2 separate regions of the Mus musculus genome follow, and region 2 is linked to region 1. Evidence: chromatin loops called from intact Hi-C (ENCODE). Cell type or tissue: left cerebral cortex. All regions are shown on one strand.

Region 1 (8,000 bases):
CTCCACTACACAGAACACACATGTCTACAACAATCATCTGACACCCTTCTCTATTTTGCAGTCATAAGAAAGAACCCACAGGAAAACTAAAAAGACATTGTAGTGCCACGGAAGTGTTAGTGAACCCCAAAAAACAGACAGGAGCCGATTCAGTGCAAGTTATAGCAGGGCCTTTAATTAGAGTTAGCTTGGGCCCCTCAGCTCACCGCTGACACACAGGATGGAAAGGTGGAAAGGAGCCCCGAACATCTATGCGGTAAGGCTTTATAGAAAGCAGTAAGTGCGGGGGTTGTGTGTGTGTGTGTGTCGGGGGGTGTTCCTAGCCTGGCAAGCATCTAATTGGAAAGCTACTATGGCCTTTAGCATAATTGGCTGGTGCTGGGAATCAAACTGTAAACTTTTATTTCCTCCGCATTGGTGGTCATTAGGCAGGGGGTGTGCTTGTAACCTGGGGAGCAGATCTGGTAGGGTAACTTGGAGGTGCAGGTCTAGCTGGGGTGAACCTAGAGACCAGAGCTAGGTTTTGTTTTGTTTTGTTTTTGAGACAGGGTTTCTCTGTATAGCCTTGGCTGTCCTGGAACTCACTTTGTAGACCAGGCTGGCCTCGAACTCAGAAATCCACCTGCCTCTGCCTCCCGAGTGCTGGGATTAAAGGTGTGCGACACCACCGCTACAACTACAAAGAAGCTCTAGAGCAGCCACGTGTGGGTCACAACCCCGACAGGAGTCACTTATCAGATACTTACATTATGATTCCTAACAGCAGGAAACTGCAGTTATGAAGTAGCAAGGAAAATAATATTACGGTTGGGGGTTAGCACAACGTGAGGAACTCTATTAAAAAGTCGCAGCATTAGGAAGGTTGAGAACCGCTCTAGAGCTTGTGTGTTCCCGAGTCTGCCTTAAAGGATCACTGCTGCAGAAATCCGGAGTCTCCAGTCTGGAAGGGGCGGACACAGGGCAGGAATGCCAATCTCAGTGGAGTCACTGTCTCTGGGGTGCTCTTCTCTCCTCTGTCCAGCTCCTTCTGGTATGCACTGAAATCTGCCTTGCAGGGTTGTGGGCTGTGCAAGACACCAAACACCTCGCTTCCCACCTGCCCACCAGAACAGTGAGCACGTTCAGTTGGGCCTGGCCCTCACTTGAGCCACAGGTCCGCCTTTTAAGATCATTATTGTTATTATTATTTACGTTGTTGTTGTTGTTATTCAGTATTTATAAAACAGAGGTTTCCTAGGAAAATCTTTGCCTATTCTCTTGAATCGTGAGACCGGCAGGTAACGAAGGCCTTCCACCAGCCCTGTAACCACCTGGCTAGAGTTAGCAAATGGGCAATCCTGATGTAGGCATGGCTCTCTGGCTTACCCCAGTCCCTCCTGTACTCAACCCAGCCCATTTCCTTTCCTATGAGTTCCCACCAGACTCCACAGGTAGACATTTGGAAGGCCAGTCCCATCCGTGCTCCAAGTTTTACCAGTGACATGGCCAGGATAGTCCAGTCCCTTCCATACAAACACACACACACTCACACACACACACACACACAATCTCATTTCTCCCATACTGGCTCAAACTCCAGCATAGCTAAGGATAACTTGAGCCGATTCTGTCCACACCTTCTGGGGGCTGAGATCATACATATGTTTGTTGTACCGAACCTGGCATACTTGATTGTGGGGAGAACCATGCTTCATTACAGCTAGGCAAACGTTCTATCCAGCACGTACATCCCCGAGCTATCACATGCCACTTATCTAACTGCCCCATTCCTATGCAAAGTGAGAATAACAGCTCATTTCCCGAACACTGTATTTCCTTCAGAATTGTTATGATTGTCTTTCTAATGTTGGGGGTGGAACCTAAGGCCATGCACAGTGCTAAGCAAGTGGTCTACCACTGCACTATATCCCCAAGTGCAAAGCAGACACTTGGCATACACTAACACACAAGCCTTAGTATCAATGAGGACAGTAAAAGAGAATTAGCGTGCCTGCCCACAGAACTGAATCTCAGTGCTGCTGAAATGACTGATGTGGAGCTATGGACAAGGCCCAGAGGCTAAGAGCACTTGTTGCTCTTGCAGGGTTCCCAGATTCAGTTTCACATACATGTGCATGCATGGGGCACGCACACAGTAGCTAACAACACTCCAGTTATAAGTGCTCCACTGCCCTCTTTTGGCCTCTGTCACTGCATGCATATGCAGGCAAAACACCCACCCATACACATAAAAATAAATCTTTATAAATGAGATAAACCTGATACTAATGAAGTTCCTGTCCTGGTGGTGCCACTTCTGTTCTCTAAACAATAAGGTGCTGGAACTGACTTCTGGGGTGCCATCTCAGCCACCTAAGCATTCTGTGGTTCCATGGTCCTAGACCGTGCTTGGCACTTCCTTCTGGCCCCTTCCCTGGGACAGTGGTGAGCTAACCTGGAGCCGAATTGCCTTCCCACCGGATTAACCTAAGATAGATTTTAAATTGTATTTTTATGTACACTGGTGATCTGTGTGTCTTTGTGAGGGAGGGTGTCGGGTCCCCTGAACAGGAGTTATGTACAGACAGTTGTGAGCTGCCATGTGGGTGCTGGGGACTGAACCCGGGTCCTCTGAAAGGGCAGCCAGAGCTCTTTACTGCTGAGCTCTCTCTCCAGCCCCCGAAGACAGATTTTAAGAAGCAAATACATATATGATACATGCTTAAATCTGTTGTTCTCCTAAAGTCAAGAATATCTGAGGGAGACCATGGTGTTGGTTTCTCCCACCTCATGGGACATTTCTCTCCGGTGAACAAGGCTTTCTGTGGTGGCCATCTGTGGATTACTAGACACCCACAGAGCAGTTCAGGAGACAACTTCTAACGCTCTACAGAGTTCGGAAACAGACCACTGCCCCTTTTGCCTGTTGGGATGAAAGCTGTGGGGGATGGGAGGCGCAATGAGATGTGTTTGGATAAGCTTCGAACAAGGGATAGGTTATCACTGAGAGAAGACATCTGTAGCTAGGTTCCAGGAAGGCTTGAGATGGAGAGGGGACAGTAAACGCAGACAAAATAAAAATAAAATATTCCTCGTGGCTGGTGTGCGGTTAAAGTATCACGAGTTCTTTTACTTAAGGCTATGGTGGTGGACTTTAGAAGAATCTTAGCAAAGATCCCCCAAACACCGCAACCATAGATATTTAAAGACCTATGGCTGTGTTTGAAGGAAGGAACATCCTCAATTTTTTAGGTTACTAGTGCCCTCTGGTGGGCGACCAAGGCTATGCCCCACTGGTGAAGACAGCCAAGCACCTCACCAGTGGTACCTCATTTGTCCACTATGCCTGTTGTATAAACCAGGAGCTAAGGGCTAGAGACATTAAATGGTTTGCCTCAGGTCACCCAGTAAACAACTGGCAAGTCAGGCTTCGCGTCAAAGTTTGCACGAAGTGAAAATATTTCAAACTTTTTTGTACAATCCAGAAATGATAACACCACCCATGCTTTGGATTCTGAAGAAGTTTATTATAGCCAGCAAACAAAAGTACAAAGTTCTGGCAGGCATGGTGATAAACAACTTTAATCCAGACACTTGGGAGGCAAGGACAGATAAATCTCTGAGGTTAAGACCAGCATGGTCTGTATGGTGAATTCTGGTGCATCTGAAGACAGTTACAGTGTACTTACATATAATAAATAAAATCTTTTTTTTTTTAAATGGCTGCTCATACAGGGGTGGTGTGTATGTGCACGTTGCCTCAGGAATCCGGAGATGTTGGATGCCCTGGAGCAAGAGTTAGCAGTTGTGGACTACCAGGCTGCCAGTCCGGAGTCCTGGGACCCGAACTCAATCCCTAGGGAAGGGCATCAAGTGTTCCTCACCCCTGAGCCACCTCCCCAGTCCAGCACAGTAATGACTACTCTTAGGTGCTTGCTGTTTCCCATCCTCCTTGTTACAAATTAGGGACCAACTCTGCCAAGACAAGGAGTTTTAGAGGAAACAAGGAGGGTCTCCTTACTCCCAGAGTCCCACCTAAGCTTAAACAGTATATGGCAATTTACCACAGGTGCATGCACGTTTTGCACAAACTAAAGACTCCCAATTAGGGCAGTAGAAGTTTAAAGCCTCTACAACTCAAATGTTTTGCTTACTGCCTACTAATGAGTTTTTCCCCCCAAAGGTAGAGGCCCAGGTTGAGTTGAGGTCAGACAAGGTCATGGATCATTTCCTGTCTTTGCAAAATGAAGATGATCAAGTCATGACAAGGTCATGTTAGCCTAAAAGACATCTTTTTACAAGCTGTGCTCTAAACCTAAAACAAGCAGTTGCTCTGCTTACATGTTCTCTGTGAGGTGGTTTTTGTTGCTGAGACAGGGTTTCTCTCCGAAGGCCTGGTGTCCTGGAACTCTGTCCATACACTAGGCTGGCCTTGAACTCACAAAGATGAGCTTGCCTCTGCCTCCTGGGTGCTGGGGTTAAAGGCTCGTACCGCCATCACCCAGATAAAAAGAATTGTTAATTATATGCATGTGTTACTGAGCCAGAGGCACTGGATCCCTGGAGCTGGAGTAACAGTGAGGTGAGTCACCTTACATGGGGGCTGAGACCCAGACACAGGCCTCTGAAGGGAAGTATGCACTGCTAACCACTGAGCCATCTCTTTAGCCCCCAATTTTTCCCCTCTCAATACCACTACAATCTCTTCTCTCTATAGTTACTATTGGTCTCCCCACGTAGCCCACACTGGCCTTCAACTTCAAATCCTCCTACCTCTTCTTTCCAAGCGCTGAGGTTAAAGGTGCATACCAGGTGTGGACCTAGGTTTTAATTCACCTTTTTCAAAAAGTTATTTTTGAGTCAGAGTTTTACTACATAACCCTCACTGGCCTGGCACTCAGTCTGCATGCTTCTGCTTCTCAATAGCTAAAACTAAAGGCATGCACCACCACGCCTGGCTTCACTCCTAGGTCTCAGGTCCCAGCAGCTAGCTTTCCTTTCGCTCCCTCAGTGCCCACTCCTAAATTGGCTGCGGTCTCCACCATATCTTTTCCAAAACTCAATCACATTTTTATATTGTGATTTATATTTGTCTCAAACATAATAAGGTAAGCCACTGACTACAATTCTTGGACACATACCTGCTGTCTTTATACCTTTAACACCTCATGGGTAACAGACACCAAGTCGGTCTCTCCAGACCATCAGCTTGGGATCGACAGCATTCCCAGCTCCGGCCTCTCGCAGCCTCACTGCGGTCCACTTCTACTGTGGAGCAAACATGGCCACCTAAGACCCTTTTGTGGATTGCCAGTGTCTTTGGGCTGTAGATTCAAGTCCTAGCCTGGCGTGCCACCTTCTCCTTGGTCAACGCCAGTTCTTTCATCCTAGCTACATCCTTAAATGGCAGCTGACTTGAAGGCAGCTTCCAGGCTTTATTTATTGGTGTCCCACTATGTTTAACATCACAAACATGAATCTCCAACTTTTGTCACCTTCAGCTCAGGTGGAGCAGAGTATAACCTCAGTAAACACAATGTCAGGCAAAGCTGAAAGTACATTACAAAGTAACTTAAAGAGCTGGGGATGGCAATGCATACCTGTAATCCTAGGAACTGAGGCTGAGGCAGGAGGATAACAAGTTATATAATTATGCGATAAAAAATTATTTAAGGTTAGCCTAGGCTACAATAAGCAGACCTCTCTACCCAAAAACAAAACAAAACCAAACATACCTTGGTGAGAGGTCACAAGATGTGAAAAGGTTGCCAAAATGAAAGCAACAGAACTGGCTTAGGTCCCACTTTAAAGTCCCAGCCCCCACCCTGTCAGGAAACACACCACCCCATCCCAGGGTTCACACAGGTGGAGCGCACACACTCAGAGGATAGTATTTATTTGGCAGTCTGTGAACAGTGCCCCAAGGTGTGCCATACACAACCACTAAAGGCTGGGGAACTGATTTTAGTGCTATTTAGGTGAACGGCCTCTTTAACAGCATACACACTATCAAGCTAGCCCTCCAAAGAAGAGAGGACCACGGAGTGAAGGCCCTGAGATTCAATATAAAACATTTACACCAGATGGAGTGGCACATACCTTTCATCCCAGCACTTGAGAGACAGAGGCAGGCAGGCAGGCAGGTCTCTGACTTGGAGACCAGATACATATAAAGTTCCAGGCCAACCAAGGCTATATAGTGAAACCTTGCCTAAAAACAAACAAACACACTAGTTATAAAGAGCTCCCATACATTTCATTAATTTTCCAAGAACTCTACTCTCCAAAAAGGTTCATGAGTCACTGCTGGACACTCTAGCAGATGCTGGGGACATGCATGTTTCATGACAAACACTTTGCACTAATCCTGACTTGAAAATACAGTAAGCTCCATTTTTAATATTACTCTGCAGATGTTTCGTTTCTTTGGGAAATGGGAAGCAGAAATGAATACAATTACTCTAATATGCAACTTAGGGAAAAGCTGCCAATGACTTTTAATCACTTCCCCAAATCATGCCAAAGATAACAGAAAATGGGTTAGCTGTACATAAGCAAAATTACCTATTTCCAATAATGACAAAACACAATGAAATGAAAACTGTTTAATCACACAAAAACACAATAAAACCGCATTAAAAGCATTACATAGTGCAAACACCCATGTACAGGGCTATTAACTTAGTGGCACTGTAAAAAGTTACATAAGGACACACGGAAACATTTCCCTCTGGCCTCGTTAGTAAGCTGCCCTTCTTCTCAGTTTATTACCCCTCATTTGCTTCTGCACTGGCAAGTACCAGACTGGGAATGTCATGACACTGCCTCTCGACACACAAGTCGAGCATCTCATGCCACCCACTCAAGTGTATACAGAATGAATTCCTATACAGCAAGACAAGCAAGGAAGTTCCATCAGGGTAGAATGTGCTATCTAGATTTACATGTGCTTCTCAAAGCATCTGGAGACAACTCTTCCTAATCAAGAGCCTAGTGTCAAGGAAAGGACAGGCAGGTGGGCAGAGACTTAAAGCAGGCAACACAGGTTCTACTGAGCAGGCGGTCAGGAGAACCGCACTCACTTCCAGAATAAAGGATTCTCAATATAAACCTCAGAGCACAGTCGACCAAGACCACTAGCTTCCTCCATCTTCAAGGCAGTCAGAGCTTTTAAGAGTTGTTCCTCCATAGTCGCCACATCAAACTGAGGTAGAAACGGGTAGCTGTGTGTGTTGGCTTTACAGGTGAGAAAAACTGTAGGTTACAACTTCCAGAGTAGGACACAAGCTGCTGGCTAAGGCGGCCTAAAGCGCTGCATCTCCTCCTGTTTTCTTTTAGGGGGTCGTTCTTACTGAAAGGGAAGTGAAAACTATGGGCAGGAAGAGGGGGAAGATTAACCTCAAATTCCTTAGTGTTCAAACAAACCAACACCTCCACAAAGGAAGCCAGACAGCTGTGCCCTCCCAGCTTCCCCACCTCTCTGTTGGAGCTCGTAGGCAATTCTGTAACCACAACACTGCTCAGGACAGGCTCAAGGAGGACCCTACATAAGTACACTGTACTTCTAAACATCCAAGGTGACAGATGGCCTCTGGCATAAAAGCAATGTCCAAATGCAGCTAACTCAGAAATAGGAGACCATAAAAACGGTGAGGAGGGAGGGAGAATGAAGGGAAATGTTTACACACATCAAATACTTGCTGTTTAAGAACACAAAGCACCTTTAGGTAACAAATTAAATGCTCGTATTGGCCCTCAAGTGTCACAACACAATGCTAATCTTCAGTAAAGCGTTTGCCAAGCTCTAAAAACCACTGAAGCAACTACTTGCCCTCTTAGCTTATCTCTGACTCTGCCCACTTAAGAAATGGACTTCTACTGTGCTGTGCTCCTAGATGGGACTGAAGGAGGCGCCTATGCAAAGACACATAAGCAACACCATGGATATGAGATCATTTTTGGTAACATCAGTTACATGGGCGTGGTGGTAGAAAGGCAGACATCTGTGAGTTTGGGGACAG
Region 2 (8,000 bases), 220 kb before region 1:
ACTTAACCCAAAGGACACTATAAAGAAGGAAAAGGCCCGGGAGGGGGGCAGGGAGAGGGATAGACATGAGATGCACAGAGGGCAGAATGTAATATGGCAGGTTGAAATCCAATTAGCTCAATAAAACATTAAATGTAAGTAGATTAAATGCTCCAAAGACAAAGATTGTCACGTTGGACAGCAACAGTTGAAGACTTCAATACCCAGTACAAGAGAAAGAGAGAGAGAGCTAGAGAGAGAGAGAGAGAGAGAGAGAGAGAGAGAGAGAGAGAGAGAGAGAGAATCAGAGAAAATGATGCAGACACAAGCAGCTTCAACCACACTACACACCGCTTGGGCCTGAGAGATGTATGAAACAGTCTTTTTCACCAGAACACGTGTTCTTCTCAAACAATCATGAAGCATTTCCCAGGACCACCCTATGCTAAGCCAGGAAACAATCCTCGACTGCACTCATGGGCATTTATGTCGGAAAGTGTAAACTTATGCTTAAACAAGACCCTGCTCACAAGCGTCCCCAGCAGCTATGGTGGTTTGTATGAAAATGGCCCCCATAGACTCATAGGGAGTGGCATTGTTGGGGGTGTGGCCTTGCTGGAGTGGGTGTGAAGCGCATTTCAGGCCCAGTTTCTCATTCTCTCCCTGCTGCCCGTGGAACCAGATGTAGAACTCTCAGCCCCATCTCCAGCACCATGTCTGCCTGGACAGCACCATGCTTCCTGCCGTGTTGATAATGGACTAAACCTTTGAGCAGTAATCCAGCCCCAATTAAGTGTTTTCCTTTATAAGAGTTGCCATGGTCATGGTGTCTCTTCACAGCAATACAACCCTGAGACTGCAGCTTTGTAATAGCCAGAAGCTTAACACAAGACATCCTTTCACAGGACAATGTTTATGCAGACCACATTTTATAAATACTATTTTGAAACACCTGACACCGCTCTGGCTCCTACTCTTGTGAGCATCCCACTGGCAACTCGTGTGCATCTACGCACAGAGAAGTGTGAACTTCCAGAGTTTCCTTTCTTCTCCCCCAAATGACTCTCAGAGAGGTGCACGCAGCAGAGGCTCCTGGTGTGGGGTTGGGGAACAGTGTGCATGTGATTCTGGACAACTCCCTTCTTTAGTGGCAGGTGGCAGCCACTCTGGTCCTAGGAAGTGGGCACTTCACAGAGGGTCTTGTCACCTGCTCTTCTGTAAGTTTTCACCCTCCACACTGAGATACAAAATGGCCCCATACTATTACATTTTTTGTAATAAAATCAGAAAATTAAAACTAACTCTATATTGATGTTATTCATATGTTTCCCTCTAAAAAATACAAAATTTGGAGGCTGGAAAGATGGCTCAAGAGGTAAGAGCATATTAGCTGCCCTTCCAGAGGACCTGGGTTTAATTCCCAGCACCCATATATAGAGGCTCACAGTTGTCAGTAACTTCAATTCCAACATGTTCTTCTGGCCTCTGTGGGTACCAGGCACACATGTGGTCTACAGACATACATGCAGGCAAAACAGCCAAGTACATAAAAAATAAAAATATTTTTAGAAATACAAGACATTATGGTGGTCATTTTTAAATGTATAATATTTAGTCCCTTATATTAAATGTCTACCAATAGAATGTCTAGGTTGGTGGGCTTGAACATTGAAGCTATTTTGTTTTGTTTTATATGTTTTGAGACAGGGTCGTGGGTATCCCAGGGCTACTTCAAACTTGCTACATCTCCAGATACATTCAACCTAAAATTTTAGTTTTTTTTAAATGCCAAAATACCCTCTGGGAAAATCATGTGGATGTATCTTTCTACTACTGTTCACCTAGTGTGTTAGGGTTTAGTTTCGTTGTTGTGAAGAGATGCCATAACCAAGGTAACTTTTATAAAGTGTAACATTGAATTTGGCCTGGCTTACATCTTCAGAGGTTTAGTTCTTTATCAAAGGGTGAGAAGCATAGAATTGTTCCGGCAGAAATGGAGTTAGGAAGGAGCTGAGAGTTCTACATCCTGATCCATAGGCAGCAAAGAGGAGACTGTGTGTCACCCTGGGCATGGCTTGAGCATATGTAAGACCTCAAAGCCTGCCTCCACAGTGATAGACTTCCTCCAACAAGGCCACACCTACTCCAATAAGACCACACATTCTCACAGTGTCACTGCCTATGGGCTAAGCCTCCAGACACATGAGCCCTTGAGGGCTATACCTATTCAAACCTCCACACCTAGGAACACTGCACCAGGAATCATTTTAAAGAATCAGCTAAGATTCAAGTTTTAGAAGTGAGTTTCAGAGCCACCAAGGTGGGTCAGTGGATGCTTGCTGCACAGACCTGATAATCTGAGTTTGAACCTCAGAACCCATGTTAGAAAGAAAGAACACTCTCAAAAGTGGTCCTCTGATCTTTACATGCATGCTCTGACATGTGTATACCTGCACATGCATTCTCTTTCTCTCTCTCTCTCTCTCTCTCTCTCTCTCTCTCTCTCTCACACACACACACACACACACACACACACACACACACACACACAAGAAGGAAAGGAAAGAAGGAAGGAAGAGAGAGAGAGAGAGAGAGAGAGAGAGAGAGAGAAAGAGAGAGAGAGAGAAAGGGAAAGGGAAAGGGGAAGGGAAAGAGAAAGAGAAAGAGAAAGAGAAAGAGAAAGAGAAAGAGAAAGAGAAAGAGAGAAAGAAAAAGAGAAAGAAAGAGAGAAAGACAGTCTCAGATCAGGCTGGAGTGATGGCTCAGCAGTTAAGAGCACTGGCTGCTCTTCCTGATGACCCAGGTTCAATTTCCAGCACCCACATGGCAGCTCACAACTTTCTTTAACTTCTGTTCCAGGGAATCTGATATCCTCACACAGATACGTGTGCAGTCAAAACACCGATGTACATAAAATAAAAATAAATTGTTTTTTAAAAAGAAAGAAATTCAGTCCCAAGGGTGAAGTGTCCATCTGAGGACAACCCAATAGTGAGTCACTATCTAAAACATGAAAATACAGACAGGGGAGCTGGAGAGATGGCTCAGCGGTTAAGAGCACTGACTGCTCTTCCAGAGGTCCTCAGTTCAAATCCCAGCAATCACATGGTGGCTCTGATCTTTACATGCATGCTCTGACATGTGTATACCTGCACGTGCATCTGTAATGGGATCTGATGCCCTCTTCTGGTATATAGGCATGCACACACTATATACTTAATGCACATAATAAATAAGTCTTTAAAAAAATACAGACAGACAGACATCCCAGAGGCTACTTTTAGGCCTGTGACTTGGAGTAAGAATGCTAATACCACCTGTTGACCTGCCTTTGTCCTCCCCATTAGTAAACCTGCCTGGTGCTACAAAAAGAAGCTCCTCTCCAGAAGATGGTGGACCTTGGCCTCTGGGGCTCTGGGGCTATGGGGCACCTGCACACACATCCATGTGGCCTAAATGTCCAGACCAAGGCCAGTGGGGCCTCTGGGCTTCCATGCTAAGTAAGAGCCCAGAAAAGGCCAGCGACTAGAGGAAAAGAGTGCAGGGTTAGACAGCAGCAACCTGGACCTTGATGGATCTGCCTTTGGTTCGCTGGGGGAGCTCATTTCTTCTTTCTTTGGTCCTCAGTGAACTGATTTGTTAGTCTAGGCTAGATTTTGCAAACAACAGGTAAATGACCAATCAGTGAATAAGTTGTTCTCTTTGCTGAAGTTGTGTCTGGCTTTTCTTTATTTTTCCTCTAATGGGAAAAAAAGAATAATAACAGAACTGTCCAAATGCATTATACACAGCAAGGGTAGACATGGTTTCTCGAACCTTCTCTACACAGGATATCCTGGACTGCTGTGTCTATTGTAAATGTATTTCTCACAGGTGGTCTTAGGCGATGAGGCTTGAAAGCTGCTGGCTGAGAGGAACCCCGGGGTTGCCCAGGCTGGAGCTCTCAGCTGTGATCCACATTGATGTGGATGTCTGGAGAGACTTTCTACTTCAGACAAAATCAGCACAGCATACTCAGGGGTGCCCGGGCGGGGCTGAAGAGCCGGTGAACGCGACAATGTCCCTACAGAGACACTAGATGGCGCTACAGCTCCAGGTAAGGTTGACTGCATCTCCCCGCGGGAGGGTCTGAGCTCAAAGGACCCGTTGCTCTGGTGGGTACGGAGAGAGTAGCTGGCTGACGATAGAGAGCGGACCTCCTCTGCCTGTGCCCAGGGCACAGTACTGGGGCTTAGAAATAGACTGACTTAATAGGAAAACCCTCACTGAGCCCTTCAAAGTCAGAATGAGATGCCGCGTGATTACTACCTCTACTCGCCCCAAATGATGGGGTGCATAATAGAGCTGAAGAATCACGCAAAAAGGCTGCATAAGGGGACTACTCTACCTACGCTGGGGTGTACAAATCTGTCCCAGAAAGTAAGGCTCCCTGGTACTTGTAGACACTGGTGTCGACGATAGGGGGTGACAGAGCGCTGATGCTAGCATCAATGGGAGCGTCTCAAAGGCATAGGCAGTAAGGAGCCTCCAAGGCTTGTCTGTCCTTGAAGATAAATTCCAACTATCAAAGCGGAGGCCCAAAAGGACTAGCTGGAGCTGGCTCAAACATGCTCATGAGAGCAGATAGCTATATTTCGAAGACGTGTTGCTAAATATAGCCTTCGTTAAAAATTTACAACTAAATACATTAAAAATACGGCAAGCACTAAAACTCCTAATTTTCTAATGATTACGCTACAATCTAGTGTCACTGGGGATTTTTACATTTACTGTCTCTGTTGCTTGGGACTGCTCTAACTGTTACCACATGCAGTGATGGTACTCTGCCAGCTAGACACTGGCGGTGGAGGGAGACTAGACACCACCGAAACAATTGAGTGCTAGACATCAGGGCTGTGGTGTCAGCCGGCTGCTGCTGCTGCTGCTGCTGTGGAGAGCAGAGAGCTGAGCCAGCTAAGCATTTGCCAGCACACCACTAGGGCCTTCTTCCTCTACTCAATTCTTCCTTCTCGGAATCCACCCAACCAGCCACCCCCATCCTGTTAGACTAGGAGAGTCTTCTTTAGAAGCATGGGGGTTGGAGGCATGGCTGAGAACACTTCATGGCCTTCCGTGGCCAGGCAGGCATAGGGAGAGCTTAGGTCAGAGACTGGGTTCGAAGCTGGAACAAGCTCTTCTTTGCCCTCCCAGGACTTGGGCATCTGTGGCACAGGTGGAAAAAGGGAAGCCATGGAGACGGTCTAAGCAAAATGCTAAAGCCTTGGCACAGGAGCGAGGCCTGTGCCCAGGTGGCAGAACCAGGGCTTAGAAATAGACTTGACTTAATGGAAAATTCCTCACTGTTCAAGCCCTTCAAAGACAGGGTCAGACTGCTTGTGAATGCTCCTTCCTCCCCAAGTGACTGGACACATACTAGAGAGGTGAATCACACACACAGGACTGTGAAGACTTTGGGAACCTGTTACAGATCCTAGACCCCAAGTTCCCTTGGATATACTAAACTGGAATCCAATTTTTTCTTTAAAGATTTATTTATTTATGTATATGAGTACGCTGTAGCTGCCTTCAGACACAACACCACTACCACCTACCCCAGAAGAGGGCATAGGATCCCATTACAGATGATTGTGAGCCACCATGTGGTTGCTGGGAATTGAACTCAGGACCTCTGGAAGAGCAGTCAGTGTCCTTAACTGCTGAGCCATCCCTCTAGCCCTGGAATCTGAATTTTTAAGCTGATCCCTCAGTGACATGTAAACAATACTAACTGCATAAGCATTAGACTGCATTGGATGCCATCGAGATGGGTATGTCTCACATTATTATTTATAATGCCATACTGTATAGAAATGATCTATATTCAGGGAGCTGGTTATTATTCCCACCGTAAAAAGAATGAGGTGACTTTCAGAAACAGGTGAACATGAAATATGAGCTACAGTGTTAAGGAAAAGAAATAGTCATTCCTAAAACCGAAATTTGTTATCGACCAAGCAACTAATTAAAAATAAAATTAAACCCATACAAAAGAAAACATGAAGGTATATTTTTATAATCTTGAAGTATGCACTCTTGCATAGGTGTGGGCAAACCCACAGTTATAAAAGAAAAGAATACTATGCTTAAAGAATACTCTAGACCATGTATGTAAAAGCCTCATATTGCTATCTAGCAGAGGTTACCTGTGAAGGAATGGAAGTGGGCTGAAGAAATGGCCCTGTTGTTGTGGGCACTCACAGGGAGCCGAGTTCAGATCCATATACAACAAGCTGAGTGTTCAGAGCACACCTGAAACCCCCGGTGTCTGACAAGACCAAAGAGAGGTCCTTTGTCTCATCCTTTCACGGTAGGGCTCATCCGTACTCATTGATTTCTCATATTTTATTCAGTCTTGACTTTTGCACTCTTGCGTAAGTGTGCACGGGAAGATTCAGGGTCTTCCTTCCTCAGTCACACTCCTCTAGAAAGACCCTCAAGGTGTGCCACCTAGATGGATCCAAATCAGGCAAGTCAGGTCAGGCTGACGATGAGGGTGAACCAGCACAGCGTTCGAACAACAGTTAGACACATCACTTTCCACAGCTAACATTCAATTCAGCCTTGGTCTGCAGCTTTAGCCGGGTTCACATTCCTTTCTTGGCCAAACTGCACGTTTGGTTTTTCTGTTCTACTTTCTGCCTTTCCCCGCTGTAAATCGGGTAAGTGCACAGCCTGTATATTATGCCGTCTTGAAACTACCTCCTCCAAAAGTCCCTCACCTCTGAACTCATCCTTTCTCTCGATCTCAGAACATAAAGAGAATGCCACCAGAGGCTCTGCCCAAATGCATCATAAGTGGTGGCGGAGGTGTGTGGGGTTGCTGCTGGCTCGGGTAGGGTTACGTCGGAAGCAGAGAAGGGGCAAAGCCAGTGCTTACCTTGGCTTTTTCCTTTTTAAACGTATTTTTTTTTAAAGATTTATTTATTTATTATATGTAAGTACACTGTAGCTGTCTTCAGACACTCCAGAAGAGGGCTTCAGATCTCATTATGGATGGTTGTGAGCCACCATGTGGTTGCTGGGATTTGAACTCCTGACCTTCGGAAGAGCAGTCGGGTGCTCTTACCCACTGAGCCATCTCACCAGCCCTTTAAACGTATTTTTTAAAAAAAGATTTATTTATGAGCCAGGTATGGTGACGCACACTTTTAACTCCAGCCCTCGGGAGGCAGACGCAGAAGAATCTCTGTGAGCCTGAGTCCAGCCCGGTCTCCATGATAAGTTCCAGACCGGTCACCAGAGGCACCGTAGTGAGCTTCTGCTGGAAGAAAAAGTAAGTGAATAAAATATTTGTTTCTTTAATTTTCATTTTATGTATATGTGTGAGTGCGTGCATATATTTATGTGCACAGTATGTATGCCTACTGTCTTTGGAAACCAAAACTGGGCATCAGATGCCCTGGAGCTAGAGTTACAGGTGGTTGTGAGCTACCTGATGTGGGCACTGAACCCTCCAGGTCCTCTGAAGGAGCACAAAGGCTTTTAACCGCTGAGCATCCTCCAGGGCATCCTTTTCTTCATTTGGTCCATGGTCCTTGCCTTCGACCCTGTTGCTTCCCTGCTGTGTCTGCCAGACTAACTGGTGTGTGTGTGTGGGGGGGGGGGGAGGTCTGAGGATTCTCTGTCTCTGCCTTGAATCTCATTGTAAGAGCACTGAGATCAGAGGCGCACTGCACTGCACCCAGCTTTGCATGGGTTTTGGAGATTCGAGCTTCGAATCTCCTGTTTCTACAGCAAGCACTTGATTCACAGACCCACCTCTCCAGCACCCCAAAGCATTTATTAATCCAATCAAGCTGACAACTGAAATTAGCCACAACCACTTGTATATTTTAATTGAAAAAAATCTAAAACATTGTATGTAGCATGTTGCCATTTGTGTAAAAATACAAGCTTTTTGTTTTTAAGATTTATTTATTATTTACTTATTTGACCAAGCCAGCTCAGCCAGTCAACAGGGTCTCGAGGGAGGGAGTGAGAAT

The links. Peaks named below come from ENCODE experiments on the same cell type or tissue, not always from the same donor. Only the 100,000 strongest peaks of a DNase experiment are listed, where the experiment ranks them.
Region 2: it touches region 1 in a loop (7-fold over the local background); 16 of 42 quality-filtered maps call a loop at or near these places.

What each region holds. Positions count from the first base shown.
Region 1 is chr1:132,979,651-132,987,650 of GRCm38, forward strand. It overlaps Mdm4 (transformed mouse 3T3 cell double minute 4), which reads right to left. Exons shown (of 11, transcript NM_001302801.1): 11 at 6,455-8,000. Among named protein-coding and RNA genes, the nearest start is that of Gm38687, 12 kb to the left of the region's middle. In left cerebral cortex, CTCF peaks have their summits at 2,232 and 3,284 (motif pointing left); a DNase peak (open chromatin) is centred at 3,254.
Region 2 is chr1:132,754,732-132,762,731 of GRCm38, forward strand. No RefSeq gene overlaps it. Among named protein-coding and RNA genes, the nearest start is that of Nfasc, 17 kb to the left of the region's middle. In left cerebral cortex, CTCF peaks have their summits at 3,171 (motif pointing left), 4,055 (motif pointing right) and 4,438; DNase peaks (open chromatin) are centred at 4,056, 4,449 and 4,902; H3K4me3 peaks cover 459 bases; H3K27ac peaks cover 297 bases.